Linked DNA regions of Homo sapiens: region 2 is linked to region 1. Evidence: chromatin contacts called from ENCODE Hi-C or POLR2A ChIA-PET data. All regions are on one chromosome and are shown on one strand. The core of a region is the stretch at or near the end of the contact, and the rest is flanking DNA. Distances in the headings are between cores, read along the strand shown.

Region 1 (5,527 bases), core at 1,313-3,812:
AAATTAGAATGATGGTTGTCAGGGGCGGGTGGGAGAGAGGTATGGGGCGTTATTGTTCAATTAGCAGAGAGTTTAGGTTTTGCAAGATGAAAAGTCCAAAAATCTGTTGCACAACAACAGGAATATAGTTACTATTGAGTTCTATACTTAAAAATGATTAAGATGATAAATTTTATATTATGTGTTTTTTACTAGGATTTAAAAAAATAAATAAAAGGAGGCAGCGACTCTGGCAGGTGAGTTCTGTGGAATTCTAGTTCCTGCAGGCCAAGCCCCCAGGCCTCTCCTCTAGCTTAAGATACTAATTGCTTCTATTAAATGTCTGTTTCAATAGCTGGGGTGATTCTTGTTCCCAGCACCTGGCCTCTGACTGATACACTCCTGCTTCTTCCAGCAGACCTCCCTACTGTGCCAATCTCTGCCTGACTGAGGCTTTTTGGGGTCATTTATGTTTCCTTGATGTTTATCTGTTTTATTAGAGTAGTGATATTGAATGTAATGATGACACAAGGCCATTAAGCATATACATGAACAGGTGACTCCACGCAACCTAGGCACAGCCTGCTACTCAGAGCTTAAGTGCTACTTGCAGATATACAAGTTGGAATCCTGACACCCTAGCTTTTTTGCTTTAGGACCTTAGGCAAGACACTTGTTTTTGCTAAGCCTCAGTTTCCTCATCTGTAAAATTGGGATAATGCTAGAGCCTTGCTCACAGGGTTGTTGTGAGAATTAAGCAAGATAACGCAGCTGGCAGCAAGCCTTCAATGACTGTGAGTGATTCTGAATGAATGAGGACACATCAACCGCTTGGTCTCAATGTGTTCAGACTCCTCAGCCTCTTTATCTAAATCCAAGCTTGGACGCTTTTCTACCTAGAGCCAGATTCTCTGCTCCCAGAATTTAAATATGTCTCACATTAATGGGAGACACAGAAAGATGGGAAGCTGGGGAGCCAGAGGCCTCAATGTTAGAAGTCAATGTTCATCAAAGGGTTCCTGGAGTCCTCGAAAAAGGAGAATGCAGAGGTGGGTGGGTTTTCAGTAGACCTGAATGTGTGTGTAGGGGGTGAGAGGTAGGGAGACACTCCTCCAAAGCCAGCAAGGGCCAAACATGCAGGCAGCCCCAGCCCACCTGCCTGCAGCCTCCCTCTCTATGGAGGCCAAACCCAGAGAGAATGGGAGCCAGAACCAGGCTGCCCTCCACAGTTGGCACACAGGGTTCCTCTTTTAGCCAATGATGAGAAGCTCCTCTCCAGCCTAATTAACTGCAGACTTGTAACTTCTAACTCAGACAAGAATGAGGCCAGACACAGACTGAACAAGAACAAAGCCCCCACGACTGTGTCTATAGGGCTGGGCTTCAGAATGGATCTTCAGAAGATCTCTGTAATACTATTGGTTGGGGTCCGCAGAATTGAGGTATAGAGAGGATCCACACGTGGGGTCATCAACCCATGGGGGACATGGACCCCTTCCCAGATGGTACTCTAACATACATGATTTTGGAAAGGGCTCCCAAAAGGGGCTGAGGGAGATCAGAAGAGCAGATAACTTGGCCCTGGATGGCTCATGGGTTGAGAGCCAGGCTAAGTGACCTGGCCTTTATTCAGGGGATACTAAAATGACTGACTTGTAGGTGTCAGCCTTGAGCTAAGCCATTTACACAATTGTCTCATCAAACTGTGTAACAACAGGGTCATGATTGCTGCACGCAGAACCCCCTCAGCACTGAAGCCCCATGCCCCAGCTGCAGAGAGTATTGGGAAAGGAAAACACTGAGCTGAGACCACTTCAGCAGAAGACAGCCAGCTGCCTCCCCAGGAAAGCCAGCCTCAAATGATGCTAGGATGTGAGGGTCCCGGGAGGCCTCGTGCCCCAGCCCTTTTGAGGCAGCTCTGAAGGGCCAACCGAGATCCAGAGCTCCCCGTGGGGTCGCGGGGACATTGTTGTGACTTCATCAAGCCCTATCTACTTTTCCCTATGCCCCATCCTGCCTCCAGGTGAGGCGCTGGCAATGAAACACTCCCCAGTGAGTCCCCTGCATGGGAATATTCTCCACTTTATGGTCGCCAGATTTAGCAAATAAAAATACAGGACACCCAGTTACATTTGAATTTCCTTTAAACAATGAATTTTTTTTTAGTATAACTATGTCCCAAATATTGCATGGGACATACTTATACTAAAAAAAAAAAATCACTCGTTGTTTATCTGAAATTCAAATTGTACTGGGTGTCCTATATTTTCATCGGCAACTCTGCTCCATCTCAGTCTGTGCTTTGGAGAACCTGACCTATAACAAACCCCACCAAATGGGCACTATCATTGCCCTCATTTTAGAAACAGAACACTGAGCCTCAAATTCTGGTCCTATGAGTGACCCTGGTTATTAAGGGAGGAGTGGAACAACAGCAGTGGATTTGGGAGCTGGATCAGCTGGATTGGGGTGGGGTGCAGAAACTCCTCAACTATTTTCACAGCCCCACCATGAACTGGGCCTACAGCTCTGGAGGAAAGGACTCCAGTACGGGTTTTCCAGCCAGCCTTCCCTGGGCAGGGCTGAACTACCCCCTGGAAGAACATTTTAATCAGCCGCCTTGTCTCTGCCTCTCTTGGCCTTTGCTTTCATTGTCAGAGTCTCTGTCAATAGCTGGAAATCCAGGCAGCAGCACAAGCAGACATTTCGCTCCTTCCCAAGCAGAAATCTCACAAAGGGCAGGGCTCCCCTCTTTACAAGGAAAACAAACAGGTCTTCAGGCTCCCAGGGGCTGGGGGTGGGCTGGGGCAGAGGGAGGCTTGGGGGGAGGGGGAGGGGGCAGCCAGCTGGCTCAGCCTGGCTCAGGCTCCCACCCTCACTAGCTTTCCACTTCCATCTGCCTTTCCCCCACGCAGATCCAGACTGCGGGGGGAACCTGGGCGGGCTCCCCTCTCCTCTGGAGAGTGCAGCTGGCTGAAGCCTCAGTATTGCTCAGCCAGCCCTAGCAATTCCACTCCATCCCTCCCTAGGAACCAGGGTGACCTCTAAGCAAATTGGGTTCTGCCATTCCCCTGCTCAGAATCATTCCATCGCTCCCTGCGGACATATACTGTGCACTTTCACACCTCAGACCTTTGCCCATGCTGCTCCCTCTACCTGGAATATCGTTTCTTCTCTATTTGAACCCATCCATTCTTCAAGATCCTTTTTTCTTCTGTGAAACCTTTGCTGTCTGTACCCCCTTAGTCAGAATGAGTCACCTCCCTCTCTAGGCTAGCATGGTATCTTTACTTGTGTCTGACGCCCCCATCCCAGGCTGTCCTGCTCCACGTTTAGCTGGGCACATGTGGTCTCTCCCCCAGGCTGTGAGCATTCATCTGACCTTCGTGCAGCATTTTCCAGTTTGTGAAGTGGTTTCACATCTCTGCTCCCTTACAGCTCTCTTGGATAGACACCATTGTCCCCATTTATTTATTTATTTATTTATTATTATTTTTTATTATTATACTTTAAGTTTTAGGGTACATGTGCACAATGTGCAGGTTAGTTACATATGTATACATGTGACATGCTGGTGCGCTGCACCCACTAACTCGTCATCTAGCATTAGGTATATCTCCCAATGCTCTCCCTCCCCCTCCCTCCCCACCCCACAACAGTCCCCAGAGTGTGATGTTCCCCTTCCTGTGTCCATGTGTTCTCATTGTTCAATTCCCACCTATGAGTGAGAATATGCGGTGTTTGGTTTTTTGTTCTTGCGATAGTTTACTGAGAATGATGATTTCCAATTTCATCCATGTCCCTACAAAGGACATGAACTCATCATTTTTTATGGCTGCATAGTATTCCATGGTGTATATGTGCCATTTTCTTAATCCAGTCTATCATTGTTGGACATTTGGGTTGGTTCCAAGTCTTTGCAACTGTGAATAGTGCCGCAATAAACATACGTGTGCATGTGTCTTTATAGCAGCATGATTTATAGTCCTTTGGGTATATACCCAGTAATGGGATGGCTGGGTCAAATGGTATTTCTAGTTCTAGATCCCTGAGGAATCGCCACACTGACTCCCACAATGGTTGAACTAGTTTACAGTCCCACCAACAGTGTAAAAGTGTTCCTATTTCTCCACATCCTCTCCAGCACCTGTTGTTTCCTGACTTTTTAATGATTGCCATTCTAACTGGTGTGAGATGATATCTCATTGTGGTTTTGATTTGCATTTATCTGATGGCCACCATTGTCCCCATTTTAAGGATGATGCAATAGAGACCCGAATGGTTTCCTGATGTACTCATCATCAGGTAGCTAATAACTGCAGAACAGGACTCGATTGCGTAGATCTTCGAGTCAAAGGCCAGTGCTGTTTCCAGGAGAGGCTGGCATTCTGACCTTACATGCAAACACCACCTAGCTCAATGGCTAGACACACATTATTTCAATCGTGCTGAGAGGAACCCCTTCCCCTGCTCTCCCCACCAACCCTCCTGAGGCCCCAGCTCCTGGCTGGGTATGAGGATGCTGGGGCACGAGTTCGACTTCCGGCCCTGTCTGCTTCCTCTTTAACTGGAATGCTGGGGCCGGGTGACTGGGAGGTCAGCTTCTGGGGAGTGCAATAGGAAGCTACCATCATTGTGCCATTGACAGTAAGGCCAAGAGGAACTGGGATTGGGGCCCATGCACTCCGGAGAAGGGGAGTTGTACCAGGTGCTTTCCGTCTCTGGGTGGCCCCAGCATCAGCAGCCTACCTGGCAAAGAAGCAGGTCTGGAATCTCCCATTTCCCATGGGCCATGCGCAGGGCTGCCCAAGTACAGGGCTTAGGTAAGGGCTTCCCCCCTAGACCTTTAAAGTGGACACCAGTCTCATCAGGGAATCATGACGGCTCTACTGTCCAACCAGATCCCCAGTCCCACCTCTTGTCACCCACTCTGCTGCTACCAGCAGGTCCCAGCCACAGTATTGCCTCTGCTGGCAGACTCTTGCAGCCCCTAACATGCCTCTGTGTTTTCACCCTTCCACCCCTCCGTGTAGTCTGCGCTCAACTGAGGAGTCAGGATGATCATGTCAGTCCTCTGCTCCAAACCCTGCCCTGTCTTCCCATTTCTAGCCAAGAAAAGCCCAAGTCCTTCAGTGGCCTGGTGGGCCACAAACAGATCATGGAGAGGACCTGTCCCCATTGTCCTCTGCCCCTCTGCCTCGCTCACTCCACTCACCCCCTCCTCTGTGCCAGATCCAGCCCCGCCTCTGGCCTTCACACTGGTTGATCCTTCTGCCTGCAAGGTTTTCTTGGCTAACTTTCTCTCCCTCTTCTTTCACATCTTGCTAAGAACCTCACCTTTTGAACATGGCCTACCATACTGGAGTCAGTCCCATTCCACCTCCACCACTGCTCACCCTACTCCCTGCTCTACTTTTTGTTTCTTTGTTAGCACTTTCACCTTTTAACAACCCGTGATTGCTCACTGTCTGTCTCCTGCAGTGGGGAATGCCATCTCCATGAGGCAGCCAGAGACTCTGTCTGTCTTGTTCACTGCTGCAGCCCTAAA
Region 2 (5,185 bases), core at 585-3,084, 54 kb after region 1:
GCTGTGGCTCTGGATTCAAATCGCAGCCCTGACACCTACTAAATGTATCTTCTTGGGCAAGTCACCTAGCCTCTTGGAGCCCTGGTTTTCTCATTTGTGACAAGGCATCCCTGGTGGCATTGTTGTGTCAATTAAAGCAGAGTGTTTACATTGTACCAGGCCCACACTGAGGGTTCAGCAAGTCTTAGGTTTTGTTTCCCCTGCCTGGTTCTTAGCCTCACTGAAAAAGGAAAAAGAGAGGCTTATCCTCACAGAGATTGAAGGAGAGTGGGTGCTGGGCGACCAAGAGCTAGGGACCCAGGAGAGAGAAAAATGCACACCCAAGAGATGGCAAAGGGGCCCCTTCTGATGACGAGCTAGGGGCTCTACTATCCTACTGGGGTCTGGCCCACCCTCGTTACTATGGGTTTCTGGTTGCAGGAGACCTTAGAGGGGCTGATCCTGCCCCCATCTTCCCCACCCACACACCAAGGAAGGCTGGTTGTGGATAACTGAAATCCCAGAGTCTGCTTCTGCCATGCTCTTGAGGCTGAGGAATGGGCTCAGACAGGTGGGATCCCTGTTACTACATCAGCACTAAGACAAAGGGACAAGCTCTGGACCAAGAATTAGGAGGCTGGCTCAGGGCTAGTTATTTTTCTGGGTCTTGGATTCCCCATCTGGGAAACATGGAACCAACAGTATCTATCTGCTTGGACTACCATGCAAGTCTGCACATGATCTAACTCCAAAGGAGTTGGTCACCCAGATGTTCCTTTTGGGGCTCCTGGGGGCTTCCGGTGCGCTCTTGCACTCGCGCGCTCTCTCTCTCTGTCTCTCTCCCTGAGGTGAAGACATAAGAGGCAGCAGATGGCCAGGACCTTTGCTGTGGTCCCAGGAGCCCTCACTGGGTAAATAACACTGACTCCCAGTAAGCCTGGAAATTTCCATTCTTTAGGGAGAACATTAGTGAGCATAGTGCCAGCCACTATTTTAGTCACTTTTAACCCAGGCTGCCTGGCTCCAAAGACCACACTCTCTTGCCCACTACATGGTATTGCCTCTTGTGAAGCACACACATAATATTCAGTATGTGGCTCTGGAGTGGGACTGTGTATCAGTTAGCTATTGCTGTATAACAAGTAAGTCTAAAAACTAAGTGGTTTATTTTTCACAATTCTATAGGTTGTCTGGGCAGTGCCTCTGCTGCTTTCTGCTGGGCTCATTCGCTCAGCTGCATTCAGCAGGAGGGTGGGCTGGAAGGGCTGCTGGACTGGGGAATCCACCGTGGCTTGATGCACATGTTTGATGCTGGAGTGCCTCAGTTCTCCTCCAAGTGTCCTCTCACCCTCCAATAAGATAGACAAGCAGCCTTGGGGCAGCATCCCAAGGGCAAGAGCAGAAGCTGTCAGGCCTTTGGGGCCCAGGCTGCTGAACTTGCTGGTACCTTTCCATCACATCCTGTTAGTCATGGTGAGTCCAGATTGACTGGACGAGGGAAACAGATCCCACCTCTTGATGGAAGGAACCTCAAAGACATTGTGGACATATTTAATTTGCCACAAGATGCCTGGGTTTAACTCTCAGTTTGGACACTTGCTAGTTGTAAACTTGAGCTTTTCACTTAACCTGTCTGAACCTCAATCTCCTTCTCTGCAAAATGGGGACAATCCTAATCCCCCTTGTCAAGTTTTATGACGACTAAGTGAGAAAAGGGCATGAAGTGCTTTGCCCAGTACCTGAGACATAAGCGCCCATTGTGATTATATTAATAGACCCTGCTCTTACTCGTCCATGACCTCAGGGCAGAAAAGGACTTTGAGGAATTCAGAGAGGCCTGGTGCCCTGGCCAGCTGACAGCAGAGCCTGACAATTAGCTAGGTCTCCCGACTCCCCGTCCAGTGTTCTTTCTGCCACACAAGCTGCCACTCTTAGACTGAGCACAAAAGACAAATCTTCCAGTCTGGGGATGGCAGATCGATTTTCTCACCCTTGCTGGCTGTGATTGATTGGTGGTGCTGCCCTGAGTTCTGCAGTGAGAAAAGCTGTGAGGTCTGGCCCCAGCTCAGTGGGAAGGAGGGCCAGGATCGATCGGTGATGTTTGCCCTGGGTGCAGTCGCGGGGCGGGGGCACACACGCAGTTTGCTTGCCATTCCTGCTCTGGTCTTAGCTCTGACCTCACCCCTGTGGCTGTACTAGGTGCTGGGTGAACAACGTGCTCCAGGCCTTTCATGTCACAGAAGAGGACGCAAGGTCCGGACTGGTCAGGAGATTGGCCTCATGGTCACACAGCAGGATGTTTCCTGGTCAGTGACTTTCCCATGTTTCCATTCTTCCCAGATCCCTGGGGAGTCTGGACAAGTGTGTGTCTGGCTCCTGTGGCCTGAGTTTCCAATTCCCAACTAAGAAAGGTAGAGATTCCAGGGCTTTCTGCTCTGGCTCAGGCCTCAGGCAGGGGGTCCTTAAAGCACCAGCATGGGGAAAAAGGCTTCTCGGCTCTTTGTTTGGATTCAGACAGGGCATTTTCAAGTTTCTTGAGATCACAGTGGAGGCCAGCCAATTCTATTTTCACTCGAGGCTCAATCATCTCTTTCCCTGGTCTTCTGCACACACGGGCTGGCGTGAACTCAGATGCGGCAGGCCCACAATTAGGAGAGAGGGAGGAGTAGTTACTCAGGCGCTCAGGGCCAGCAGGTTTGGAGCACCCTTTCCGAGGCAAAGACATGACACAAATCTTCCCACTGCCCAGCCAATTCCTCCTCGTGTATCTGCCTGGGGTGACACTCAGACAAGGTCTGCACTCAGGCCCAGCCATTAAGGAATTCATTAATCAGAATCCTGTTTACAGCTCTCTGGCAAGCGATCATAATTTACTGGCTCAAGCCAGACCCTGGGCCTTCCTGCAAACTGCTGTGACATTTGGTAAAAATATCAGCTGGGGACTGGGCCAGGCCGGGAGGTGTGTATGCAATTCATGCTGACTTGTGAAACAGAGGTGCTGTGTGGGTCACAGGCACTAGGGAAGGCTGGAGGACAGGCTGTCACTGGTTCCAGGTGTCACCTTGGACAAGTCACTTCCCTGTCATCTCACATCTGTATTGCAAGAGGTTTGGAGTAAGTCAGATGGCAAGTCTGTCAGCCCACAGACTCGCCCCTTGTGCTCTGCACAGGATCCACTAGCATGGGTTTTTTTTTTTTTTTTTAAATAAAACAATAGAAAATGGAATCCCTTGCCAACATTTACAAACTGCAAATTTCACTTGAAAATCTAGATTTCTGGTACATGGGGAGTGTACTCCTATCTGGCAATGAGAGCCTGAAGCTGAGTATTTCCCGACATCTCCAGATGGGTCTGTGGTCTCAGGTTTGCCAAGGTTAGCAACGATCCCTGCTACAAGGCATGGGCCCAGGGCCTCCATGTACGGCCGTGCAGGTTGCACACTATTGTGGAGCCAAAAGGGGGCTGAATCCCTACAATCTGCTGGCATGCCGTGGGCACTCGTGGCGTTTACATCTCCAGAGGAAGGGGTCTTTTTTATAATTCTCACAATGGCCTTGTTTGGGCCAGCCATGGTCCTGCCTGGGCCCACAGTTCTGTAGTTTGCATTCCACAGAGGGCCAGGGTGGGGCTTCCCTAGCGCCACAGGCAGGGACACTGGCAGGCCATGGGCTGGGAGGCCTTGGGGAAATCTCTACTCTTCTCTGGGCCATAGTTTCCTCACTTAAAAAACAAGGGCATGCGCTAGCTGATCTCAGGGGCAATTCTAGCTGTAGAATATAATTCACCGGAGGGGAAGAGGTCATGGCCGGGGCACACGAGTGGGGAGCTGGGCTGTGTGGCTCCGCTCTGGGGAGAAGGCTCCAAAGCCTAACAGGAGCCAGCAATAGGGGCACAGCACAGACTGGGCACAGCCCTCCTGCCCCCAGCCTCATCTTTCAGTGCTCTTCAAGGCAAACTCTGGCCATCGGTGCTGGAAAAATTTATAATCTGGCCTTTTCCAGAAAAAGTTTATTGACCCCTGCCCTAGACCCACCAGTGCCCATGAAATTGGAGTTCGGATCAACTCAGCCCATTTTTCATATTTTACAAATGAAGGAAATGAGGCACAGAGAAGTTAAGCAACTTGTCCAAGGTCACACAGCTAGTGAGAGACAGAGTTAGCATCTGAATCTAGTGAGTCTGACTCTGGAAAAGCACTTTTCCAAAGTAGTGAGATTTCAAAGAACAAACCAATGCCCAGAGCACAGGCTAGAAAATGGACAATGTACGGCCCCTGTATTGGGCATTTTATTCCAAGGCACTTTCCTCCCTGGAATATATATTTTAGTTGATCATCAGAAGAGGGTTTATACAGGAGAGGGTATGTGTAATTAATGCTTTTTGTTTTTGAAGCTTTGAAGTGGGGCCATGAGATAGTCTAGTCTATGAGGCTCATTTGGAAAGTGGCTATTTGCACATGGCAGCCAGGGAGAGAAGGGTTCACTAAGTGACTGTCTAGGGCAGGGGGAATATTTAACCTATTTAGGAGAATGAATGGGATACAAGCACTCCTGAACCTATGTTTGTAGTTGATCCACAGTGTAGGTCCTTATAGAATATTGTTTGTTTCATGTTGATTGATGAATGGGTTTTATTTCCTCTATAAAAAAAAAATAAAAGAAAAGCATTCCTTGTAACAGGTCCTAAGGAATACCACTTAGGCGAACTTACTTAAAATCTGATACACCTCATAATGTTAAATATTTCATGTAAAATACACTTGTTACACAACACCATGTAGCCATTTACTATTAACCAATTTTTTCAGAATACTTTTATTATTTAGGTAAAATAGGTTGATATAATGGATTGCTATCAGGATGTCTTATGTGCAATATATTTTATTGCTCCTCATACATGCTAGTGCTCCTTCACCTTGAACACTATGGAAACATGTTTGAGAAAAGGAAACGCATGGAAAGTTAATATCACTACACCGAGTTAACATTTAAAATCAGAACCAGGCCAGGCACGGTGGCTTATGCCTGTAATCCCAACACTTTGGGAGGCCGAGGTGGGTGGATCACCTGAGGTCAGGAGTTCGAGACCAGCCTGGCCAACATAGTGAAACCTCGTCTCTCCTAAAAATACAAAAATTAGCTAGGTGTGGTGGTGGGCGCTTGTAATCCCAGCTACTTGGGAGGCTGAGGCAAGAGAATCTCTTGA

The links. Hi-C counts contacts between places; a loop is a spot of excess contacts on that map. ChIA-PET counts read pairs that join two places held with the same protein, here RNA polymerase II (POLR2A). Pooled maps may share reads with other maps.
Region 2: a map of heart right ventricle shows a loop between it and region 1 (2.7-fold over the local background). The contact joins two enhancer-like sites. A Hi-C loop is called at or near these places in 21 of 168 maps with a recorded cell type or tissue (CD4-positive, alpha-beta T cell, Caco-2, Right ventricle myocardium inferior and 13 more) and 13 of 50 pooled maps. POLR2A ChIA-PET finds 5 or more read pairs at or near these places in 10 of 52 experiments (Caco-2, H1, HEK293 and 6 more).

The regions. Positions count from the first base shown.
Region 1 is chr15:70,108,941-70,114,467 of GRCh38, forward strand. No RefSeq gene overlaps it. Among named protein-coding and RNA genes, the nearest start is that of TLE3, 14 kb to the left of the region's middle. RefSeq lists enhancers at 1,372-1,883, 2,396-2,907, 2,908-3,417, 4,370-4,664. Within about 2 kb of position 2,563, at least 19 of the 41 ENCODE cell types and tissues checked have a DNase peak (open chromatin) inside an H3K27ac peak, as active enhancers do; they include gastrocnemius medialis, heart left ventricle, heart right ventricle and 2 more, where a contact is called at or near this core.
Region 2 is chr15:70,163,262-70,168,446 of GRCh38, forward strand. No RefSeq gene overlaps it. Among named protein-coding and RNA genes, the nearest start is that of TLE3, 68 kb to the left of the region's middle. Within about 2 kb of position 1,835, at least 16 of the 41 ENCODE cell types and tissues checked have a DNase peak (open chromatin) inside an H3K27ac peak, as active enhancers do; they include gastrocnemius medialis, heart left ventricle, heart right ventricle and 2 more, where a contact is called at or near this core.